2 separate regions of the Homo sapiens genome follow, and region 1 is linked to region 2. A link is an interaction called in ENCODE POLR2A ChIA-PET data of the cell type or tissue named here. Cell type or tissue: OCI-LY7. All regions are shown on one strand. Links, peaks and the distances in the headings refer to the core of each region. The heading gives the core; the rest is flanking DNA. Region 1 has its middle 4.7 kb from the start of LINC01852. Region 2 has its middle 70 kb from the start of SPRED1.

The links. ChIA-PET counts read pairs that join two places held together with the same protein. Peaks named below come from ENCODE experiments on the same cell type or tissue, not always from the same donor. Only the 100,000 strongest peaks of a DNase experiment are listed, where the experiment ranks them.
Region 1: POLR2A ChIA-PET joins it to region 2 with 6 read pairs; 3 of 35 experiments call an interaction of 5 or more read pairs at or near these places.

The regions. Positions count from the first base shown.
Region 1 is chr15:38,074,948-38,080,338 of GRCh38, forward strand. No RefSeq gene overlaps it. Among named protein-coding and RNA genes, the nearest start is that of LINC01852, 4.7 kb to the left of the region's middle. In OCI-LY7, for the core only: no CTCF peak of the experiment used is centred there; DNase peaks (open chromatin) are centred at 724 and 2,064; H3K4me3 peaks cover 4,405 bases; H3K27ac peaks cover 4,932 bases.
Region 2 is chr15:38,179,802-38,185,192 of GRCh38, forward strand. No RefSeq gene overlaps it. Among named protein-coding and RNA genes, the nearest start is that of SPRED1, 70 kb to the right of the region's middle. In OCI-LY7, for the core only: no CTCF peak of the experiment used is centred there; no DNase peak of the experiment used is centred there.

The DNA.
Region 1 (5,391 bases), core at 60-5,059, 110 kb before region 2:
CACAATGTGACTCCTGGGCCTGATCTCTTTCACGCTAGGCTTCACTGATACTTGAGGCACAAACACGTGGGGACACACTGGACACAGAGGTCTAGACTTGGAAGCCAGGAAAGCTCCAGCCAAGACATAGGTTTTTGTGTTTCAGCAAGGGAGGGGCTACAATGGCATGCCTGAAGGCCACAGGAGGGAGAATCTGCCTCATCCTACCCCACTTGGAAAGAAAGAAGGCCATGTGAGGACCTGCTAATTTCACACCGAAACTCTCTTTTGAGAAAGCAAAAGAGTGTGAATTCAGTCACTCCCTATTCTGAGCGGTCTTGTGATTTTATCTTTTAAACAATGCTCTGTAAACAATCGTGTCAAACCTTGCTAGTTGTCACGGCAAAGGGGACAAGACAGTGCTTAATTATACTGCTAATAAAATGTGCAGCCTATAATTGACACACATCACTTTTCCCCCATAACTCATTAGTCAAAACTAATACACCACCTCAACTACGATAAGTCCAGGAAATGAATTCCAGCCCTGTGCCCAGAATAGGGGACAAGAAGGACTAAAAATGCATGGTAACCAGCCCTAGTGATGACCATGACGCTCAATAAACACTGCTCTTCTTCCGATGAATGGCGAATACCAGTCCTTTTTTATAACTTCCTATTTTATAGCTAGTCCATGAGACTTTAGAGCAGCTCTCATGTGGAAGGCTCTGTAATCTCAGGAGTCATGCGTGTCATGACAAGATTCAACAAGAGCTTCTGGCTGCACCAGGCTACAAAGGCGTTCTCTTGCTTCTTATGAGCTCCACCATCCCAGAAGAGGAAAAAATGAAAATAAAGTCTTAAGGAAAATGGTCTGCTTTGGCATACCCAACTTGAAGATCATTGTGGGAGGGAGCAGGAAATATTCAAATAAAAGCAAAAGCAAATTTTGACCACAGAACTAAGAAAGTCTGTAGGAAAGATGCTGGAGTGACAGGAAACATCACTGACATTTTCATTTTCTCTCACATCAGATTTGCCCAGCTGTGTCTTATGGAAATGATTCTTAACCTCTCCTCAATATTTCCCAAACGAACTTGCCTTTGTTTTGGTGTTTTCTGAGCAATTCAAAGCTCATCTGGAGTTAATACGATACATACTTTGTTCATTGACTGACCTGTGTAGAAATGCCGATCAACTTCTCTCTTTTTTGACTTCTGCTTAACTTCAGACTCAAATTATCCTATCCTATTCTTATCTGATCATTCCTCGATTGTTGGGCATTGTAGATTGTTACTAATTTTTAAAAATCATACGTATAAAAAGAAGCACTAAAATAAATATTCTGGTACATAAAATCTCTCTCTGCGTATATAATTGTCTCCGGAGACTGGAATCACTCAGTAAAATTGTGCAAATTTTGCTCCAGAAAAGCACCCTGACCCGTGTCTTTACCTCTACTTGTAGAAAGACCACACAAAGGGAGTAGCTGCTGAAGAGAAACAGCATCACCTGGAGTTATGGGAATTACCTGGCCTTTGTGTTTCATGGACGACAGTGGAATTCAATTCTTCAGGAATATTGTTCAGGACGGTATATATGTCTCAAGATTTCCCTATTTACAAAATGTAGCATAAAAGTGGCCTGATTTTAAATGACTATACAACCACATAGCAACAGACTGCTTATGATCCAGTAAGTGAAAAAAGTGGACCCTACAATGACAATCAAATTTTTTTTAAATGCTGGCAAAAAGGAATGTCAAATACAACCTCAAAGTATCAATGTGTGCAGATAATAGGAATGTTTTTTTCTTGAATCTTCCAAAATTTTAGAATATGATGAGATTGGTTTATAATGATGTAAAAAAAAAAAAGTTGCATAAAGGACACATCTGATGAGAATGTGAGCTGGGAAAGCTGTGTCACAGCTGCACTTTCAGAAGTACCCGGCCATTGTTGCACTGGAGCCAGCCCCAGTTGCCTGGATGTAGAGGCCACATTTGGCATCCCCAGGGTTTTCATGTAGCTACTTCCTCTCCCCACAAACAGGCAACCACCCGGGCGGCTAAGCCAACAATGCGATGTCGTGCTTCATCACCAGACCTGACTGGGAGGCCCGCTGCAGGCCCCAGACCTCCTCCGAGAGAGCGGACTAAACTCGCAGGGGTGTTTCAGAGCAAAATGGTTTCAAAGCAAGAAACCTTTTAAAACAAACAGGAAACGAGCCCCTCAAACCCAAACCATGTGGAAAGATAGGCCACATGATTTAAACAAACCAACAAGAATACAAGTTTGTATAAATACCCTGGTACTTGCGCATTTCTAAAAATCATTGCAGTCCAATTGGGAAAAACCTGTTTAAGAAACATTTATTAAGAACCTTCATAGGCCAGGCATTGTGTTCATCTTAAGGTTTCAAATTAAATAACATCTCAGCCCTCCTGGGACACCCATTCTACCGAAAGAGATACACATGCAAATAATGAATCAAGCCTGGCAATATGAAAATTTTAATAAAAAAGGCAACGCATGCCTCTATCTTAACAGAAAAGGAAACTAAAAGGGCCCACTAGATTTAGCAATTAAGTAAAAAATTCCTAGGCTAGGGGATGAAAGATGCAGTGAATTGAGGAGGTAAGGTAATGGAGACGAAATAAACACTATTCTCTCAAGAAGCTTAGCTGAGAGGAAAAGAGAAAAGACAGGAGGATAACAGGTTAAGTTGGAATTCAGGATTCATGAGGCTATTTTCCCTAGTGGGAGAGGTGTGAATACGTTTGTAGAGTGAGAGGAAGATTTCAAGGTAGAAGTTGAAGATACAAGACAGGGACGATGGAAGGGGATGGCGTTCAGCACATATTTAACTAGTACAAGCTTTTCCTCTTGGAATTTTTACCCTACCAACCAGAAACACAACGTTTCTGCCCGTATAAAGAGCTCATCTTTTCCAGCTTTTCACCTTGCATGGTTTTAGCAGGACATTAGATGTATGATCCTGTCTTATGTAAATCTGGAATTTTAAAAAATAACAAAGATCATTTAGAATTTACGAATTTTTGTCTACTCTAAAAGGAAACAAATTTATAGCTATTTCATACTTCCCTTTGCATTTTCTTTCTTCCTCAAGATCATTACGTAAATGATGCGACTTCCAAGTTGTAAGAAACAAAGATGCACTGCAAATCACTGAGTCGAGAGAAACCCCGTTATCCATAAGTTAGTTTGATGAAGAAAAAGGGAAGCATTACCAGGGAGAATATTATATTTTTCTTTTCTTTTTGAAGTGTTTGAGATTTTAGTTACATTTCCTTTTAACTTATTTTAAATTATTTATTTTTTCAAAATTCACTGGTTTATCACAAATGTGCATCTGTTCACCAAACATGGATAAAATCAAAAGAATGAAAATATTTCTTAATAGAAATAATACTTTTTCCATGCATTAGTTGCTTTGCTTTTTTCTTCAGTTAATCAAAATTAATGTTGGTTTCCTAAAAACAGATGTTTGAGTGGAAAAGACAATAATAAAATGAAATAATCCTTTGCAATGAATTTTTTCAAGTCTTTCAAATATGAAACTTTCTGCAGAGTTCTAGTGGTCAAAGGAAATTACAGGATACAGGGTCTAGTCAGCTTGAATAGCAAATCTTATTTTATCCATTCTTGATCTTTTAGAGATAATGTTACAATCTAAAAATGAACACTTCCTGTTGCTGTGAACAGTAGACTGCCCATCGTTGCTAACATACAAGATATTTATTATTTCACTTCACACAGAACCAGGACCCAAACTAGCACTGATAAACGAAGTGGCCATGGAATCTGGAGTGGAAGCAGAGAGCTGAAAATACCACTGTCTTTTTTCAGATGGTAATTGTGTGTCTGAAAAGTACATAAATATTGTTTTCCTTTTCATTGCATTTTTGCTTTAAATACATTGTATTAGGTTGATCTTCAATTAACAGTCTTTTTTGATAATTTAGCCAGTTTTTCTCTCCCCAGCTTCCTCCTATGTTGTTTAGTAAGATATTGTCTGTAAATAAATAGTGTGGTGTCAGGGAAGGACAGAAGCATTTTAGAGAAACCCTTCAAGGAGTTATTTTGCAAAGCAAGAAAATTCTTGTTAGGTGAATAACCATCCCCTTTATTTACTATTTTGAAATTTGGGGTCTTCTATATTATGTTTTCTTAAAACAGAGCATTCCTGAATAGAAGAAGCCTATCAAAGAAACCTTCAACTCTGCCATTTCTGAAAACATAAAAACCCAAATGTGACTTATCACATCAGTACAGCATAAAGAATTTGGTCAAATTTAATGAAAATGGTCATAAGAAAAAAGATGGACAGAATAGAAAGCAGGAATCAATTATTTTACCACGTGGAAGCAACCTATGGTCTGGGCCGGGGATTGGCACACTACAGCCGTGGGCCAAGTGCAGCCTTCCACCTGTTTTTGTAAATAAAGTTTTATTGGAATGCAGCCACACACATTCGCTTATGTATTCTCTATGGCCATTTTTGTGCCACAGTGACAGAGTTGGGGAGCTGCCACAAAGGCCATATGGCCTGCAAAGCCTAAAATATTTACTCTCTGGCCCTTTATGGAAAAGGTTCGCTGAAGCTGGTCTAAAGGAGCATGAGGGCTGATGTCTGTTGGAAACATTACATAAACAATTACAAAATCTTTTAGACCTGTGGCTCAAAGAATGTCTGTACCTTTACCCAGAAAAAAAAGAGCAATTCAAAACTTATTTAGATAAACAATTGTTTCTTAAACTTTTAAATTGTCTGTTCCTGGCAACTGTAATAAGAAGTAGTAACTCCTTTTCTAATGCACTTTGAAAATTCATCTTTAAAAAGTATGGTTTGCCTTCCCATACCACTTTAGAATGTTAAGAGCCTCATCTAATGCTATATATATATACATATTTTGGTCAAAGTGGTTTCTTCCCCCACGTAATGCTCAGTTCTATTTTCAACATTTATCCTTCTATGTGAGGTTCTTCCTTCTAAACAATAGCTAATATCTTAGCCCACTTAGCTATTATCTCTATCCTTGGGCTCCTTTCAGTGTATTTGGGTTGGAGTTTTTTTTTTCTAGTGTATCTCTGGAAGTGTACTTGTCTATATTTATTCTGCAGATGACTAGTTCAGTGTGCTTCATTTTACTTCCTTCCTTAATAAACTATTTGTCAACAGTGTTTATTTTTTCCTCTCACCCTTTATCCTGTTGCAGTTATTTTTAAGGTGCTACTGATTCCCTGACACCCAAAATGCAAGGTAGAATATGTGACTTCAACTTCTCACACAGATTGTCAAAGGATCACATTAATCTTTGTTTCTCCTAAGGTAATTTCCACTGTTGTCATTCTCTGAAAAACCTGCCTGCTTATTAAAGGTCCTTTCTAA
Region 2 (5,391 bases), core at 330-5,329:
AAAGAATACAATCACCCAGAATAAGTTTTTTTTTTTTTACCACAATGAGATTAATCTATAAATCAATAATGGAAAAGTAACTAGACTATCCCAAAATATTTGTAAATTAAGCAATATATTTCTAAATAACAAACGGATAAAATAAGAAATCATAATGGAAATTAGAAAATATATTGAGGCCGAGCACAGTGGCTCACACCAGTAATCTCAACACTTTGGGAGTCTGAGGTGGGTGGATCACTTGAGCCCAGGAGTTCAAGACCAGCTTGGGCAACCTGGTGAAACCACATCTCTACAAAAAATATTAGACTGGCATGGTGGTGTGCACCCGTAGTCCCAGCTACCAAGGAGGCTGAGGGGGAAGAATTGTTTGAGCCTGGGGAGGTCAAAGCTACAGTGAGCCATGATCATGCCACTGCCCTCCAGCATGGATGACAGAGTGAAACCCTGAAAAAGAGAGAGAAAGAAAATATTTTGACCTAAATGATAGCAAAAATGTGACATATTAATGACCCCAAAGCACAGGCAACGAAAACAAAAGTAGCCAAATGGGAATGGCATCAAACTGAAATGCTTCTGCACACACAGCAAAGGAAACAATCAACAGAGTGAAGAGACCATTTATGGAATGAGAGAAAACATTTGCATACAACACATCTGATAAGGAGTTAATATCCAAAATGTATAAAGAACACAAACAACTCAATAGCAAGAAAACAAATAACCTGATTTTAAAATGGGCAAAAGACCTGAGTAGATATTTCTCAAAAAAATAAAAAATGTCAAAGGACAACAGGTATATGAAAAATGCTCAACATCACTAATCATTAGAGAAATGCAAATTAGGACCACAATGAGATACCACCTCACACCTGTAAGGATAGCTTTTATCAAAAAGACAAAAGGTAACAAGTGTTGGTCAGAAAAGGGAACCCTTGTACACTGTTCATGAGACAGTAAATTAGTATAGCCATATGGAAAACAGTATGGAAGTTCCTCAAAAAATTAAAAATAGAATTACCATATGATCCAGCAATTTTATTTCTGAGTATGGATATCCAAAGGAAATGAAATCAGTTATGTTGAAGAGATATTTGCACTCCCATGTTCATTCCAGTATTATTCACAATAGCCAAGATAAGGAATCAACCTAAGTGTCCAATAGTAGATGAATGAATAAAGAAAATATATACACAATGGTATATTATTTGGCCTTAAGAAAAGGAAATTCTGTCATTTGTGACAACATGGATGAACCTGGAGGACATTATGTTAAGTGAAATAAGCCAGGCACAGAAAGATAGATACTATAAGCTCTCACTTATATGTGGAATTAAAAAAAAAAATCAAACTCATGGAAGCAGAAAGGAGAATAGTGGCGATTACCAGAGGCTGGGGTTGGGGAGAGGAGTTTTAGAGGGATGGTGAGATGTTGGTCAAAGCGCATAAAGTTTCAGTTAGACAAGAGGAGTTAGTTCAGGAGATCTATTGTACAGCATGGTGACTAGAGTTAACAATAACAAATTGTAATGAATGTCTTCATCACAAAACATCAATATGTTAAGTGCTGGATACATTAGTTAACTTGGTTTAATCATTCCACAATGTCTACATATATCAAAACGTGTATAATGTGCAATGTCACATTGTACATTATAAATATATACAATTTTTCATTTGTCATTTTCAAAAATATTAAAATATGTATGATTTGTTCTATGCAGCTAATGCAGTACTCAGAGGAAAAGATATTACTTTGAGTACATCTTTTAGAAACAAAGAAGGATTAAATATCAAGGATATAAGCTTCCATCTCAAGAAACTAATCTGGAAAAAAAACTAAACCCTAAAAAACAGAAAAAAATTAAGAGTAGAAATCAATAAAATAGAAAGCAAATATATATTAGAGAAAATTAAGGCAAAAGATAGTTATTTGAAAACAAATGTAAAAGCTGATAAACTTCAAGAAAAATTAATCAAGAAAATGAGAATATATTTTTAATATCATATATAATAAGGGGGACTTTATTGCAGATTCCATAGACATTAAAAAGATAATAGATAAATAAATTTGATTTTAGATGAACAATTTCATTGAAAAGCATAACTTACCAAAAATGAATTTAATAATAAAATTTTATTTGTTTTTAATTGGCAAAAAATTATATATATTTGTCTTATATAACAAAATGTTTTGATATATGAATACATTGTAGAGTGGCTAAATTGAGCTAAATAACATATGCATAATCTCATATACTTATTTTTTACAGTGAGAAGAGTTAAAACCTACTCTCTTAGCAATTGTCAAGAATATAATACATTGTTATTAACTATAGCCACCATCTTATACATTAGAAGTGTTTAATTTATTCCTAACTGAAATTCAGTATCCTTTGACCAATATCTCTTCCCTCCTCCAATAGAAATTCTTATAGCCCTGTATCTCTTAAAGAAAATGAATCCGTAATTAAAACAATGAAAGCTCCAAGCCCAAATGGCTTCGCCAGTAAATTTTTTTAATTATTTAAAGAATTAAGAATAATCTTATTCAAACTCTTCCTGATAATGGAAAGAAAAACTGCTTCCCAACTCGTAAGGCCAGGATAACCTTGATATCAAACTTGACATTAACATTACAAGGAAGGAAAATTACAGGCCGGTATTGCTCATGAACATAATGCAAAAATCCCAAACAAAATATTAGCAAACTGAATCCACTAATACACACAAACAGATAATAAATACATTCAAATCCAGTAAAGTTTATTACAAGAATGCAAGATTGGTTAACGTTTGAAAATCAACAAAAACTAATAGAATAAAGGAGAAAATTCACACGATTATTTCAAGAGGAAAATAAACCTGAGCCAGTCTCACTTACAATTCCAGGCTTTAGATCAGTAATAGAACAGCATTGTGTGGATAAGAAATGCATTCAACTTTAAAATAACAGAAAATGATCAAACAACTGAGTAAAATTAGCTTGAAGAGAAGGGGGTTCATGAAGTCCAGAGGTACACAGTTAAAGATGCTGCAATGTTTAATGATGCCATCGGGGATTCAGATTCTATCCTTCTGCTCTGCTGCTTTTTAAAGCAACCACAACAGTGCCTGGCACAATAGCATGTATTCAGTAAATATTTGTTAAATGAAAGAATCGATGAGTTGATCTTCACCCTGAAGATTATTATCTAATGGCCAGAAGACTAGACTCAGGTCCATGTTCCAGGCAGAAGGGCAAAGCAGAAAGGGGTGTGGTGCCTATATCTAGAAAGTCAGAAACCCTCAGCTTTCATCTCCTTGTATAGAACTGACTCATTTGGCCACCTGACTGCAAGAGAGCTTGGAGAATAAGTATTTTTAGCTGGGCACAGTATCATCCTGGAAAAAAAAAAAAAAAAACGGGAGTTCTGTTACTAAAGAGAAAGAGAGAATAGATGCTGGGTCCCTTTATATAGAAGATACAACAACATACACTGTTAAGTCCGCAAAATGAGTAAGAAGAGGCACCATCTCTAAGGAGACTGAAGTTTAACAAGTGGATGAGAGAAATAAGTAATCATTATATAGGGAAGAATAAGAGCACAGGCATGCAAGAGGTTGAAACAAAGTGCTCTGGGAAATCAATGGGGGAAAAGACAGAGTCTGGTTAGAGAGACCTGAACTGATTCATGGAATAAAACCTTTAAGAAGTTTTTTTTCTTTTTTGAGACGGAATCTCACTCTGTCACCCAGGCTGGAGTGCAATGGCACGATCTCGGCTCACTGCAACCTCCGCCTCCCGGGTTCAAGCGATTCTCCTGCCTCAGCCTCCCTAGTAGCTGGGACTATAGGCACCCGCCACTACACCCGGCTAATTTTTTGTATTTTTAGTAGAGATGGGGTTTCACCGTGTTAGCCAGGATGGTCACGATCTCCTGACCTCGTGATCCGCCCGCCTCGGCCTCCCAAAGTGCTGGGATTACAGGCCTGAGCCACCGCACCCCGTTTCACTTTTAAGAAGTTTTAAAGATGGCTAAGATCTCAACAAGTAGCAATGGGCGCATTCAATATCGTATAGAATAATGCATTCTAGCGGTACAAACAGAAGCAAAAGCAATTAGGCAATAAACCTGGCATCTGAGGAATGGCACATGTATGTTATAGTATATCAGATATTCATAAAAGCCTGCTTGGAGATAAAGCTGGAAATATAATTTGGACTATATCATGGAGGCATTGACTGCTGGGTGAAGAATTCAAATTTGATCCAATTGACAAAGAAGAGGCAATGCAGGATCTGGGTCAAGAAAGCCTTGAGACAGATGTGGTACTACTGAAAGCGTATTCTGAAGTGTAAGAAAAGTTTGAGGCTGGGGGTGGTGGCTCACGCCTGTAATCCCAGCACTTTGAGAGGCCGAGGCAGGCGGATCACGAGGTCAAGAGATCGAGACCATCCTGGCCAAAATGGTGAAACCCCGTCCCTACTAACAATACAAAAATTATAATCCTTTGGGTATATACCCAGTAATGGGTGAGTTGATGGATGCAGCAAACCACCATGGCACGTGTAACCTATGTAACAAAACTGCACGTTCTGCACATGTACCCCAGAACTTAAAATATAATAATTTTTTAAAAATTCTGCAATTAAAAAAATAATACAAATATTAGCTGAGCATTGTGGCATATTTGTGTAGTCCCAGCTACTCAGGAGGTGGAGGCAGGACAATCACTTGAACCCATGAGGCGGAGGTTGCAGTGAGCTGAGATCACGCCACTGCACTCCAGTCTGGGTGACAGAGCAGGACTCTGTCTCAAAAAATAAAAATAAAAAAAAAAAGGTTTGGAATAGGAAGACAAGTTTCCAGGACATTCTGATTGTCTAGCAAAGAGATCTCTGTTCCAGGCATGAAGAAAAGCAAAGCAAAAAGTTCTTTGTCCTATACAGGTTTAATCAAAGTAATATGGGGAGCAACAAAAGGGCAGTTGGCTGGATGAAGAGGGTTGAAAAATGTGGTGCCTTTTTTTGTTGTTGTTTTGTGACAGGGTCTCCCTATGTTGCCCAGGCTGGCCTTCAACTCCTGGGCTCAAGTGACCTGCCTACCTTAGCCTCCCGAAGTGCTGGGAGTACAGGCATATACCACTGCACCCACCTGGTCTTAAACTTTACAGAAAGACAGTAGTGATGACGTTAACAGAAGGAGAGGTGAGAAGAGGAGATCTAGCAGCATTTGTTTAGCCGGCTATTATAAACATCAGGCTACAGACAAATCGAGAGATTGGGCCCAAGATACAGCTTTACTATTCATCCACATGGACACACAGAACTTCTCTGAGGGAAGAAACCCAGGACAAAGTCATGTAAAAAGCTTAGTGGATGGAAAATTTAAGAAGAGCCAGTGAACA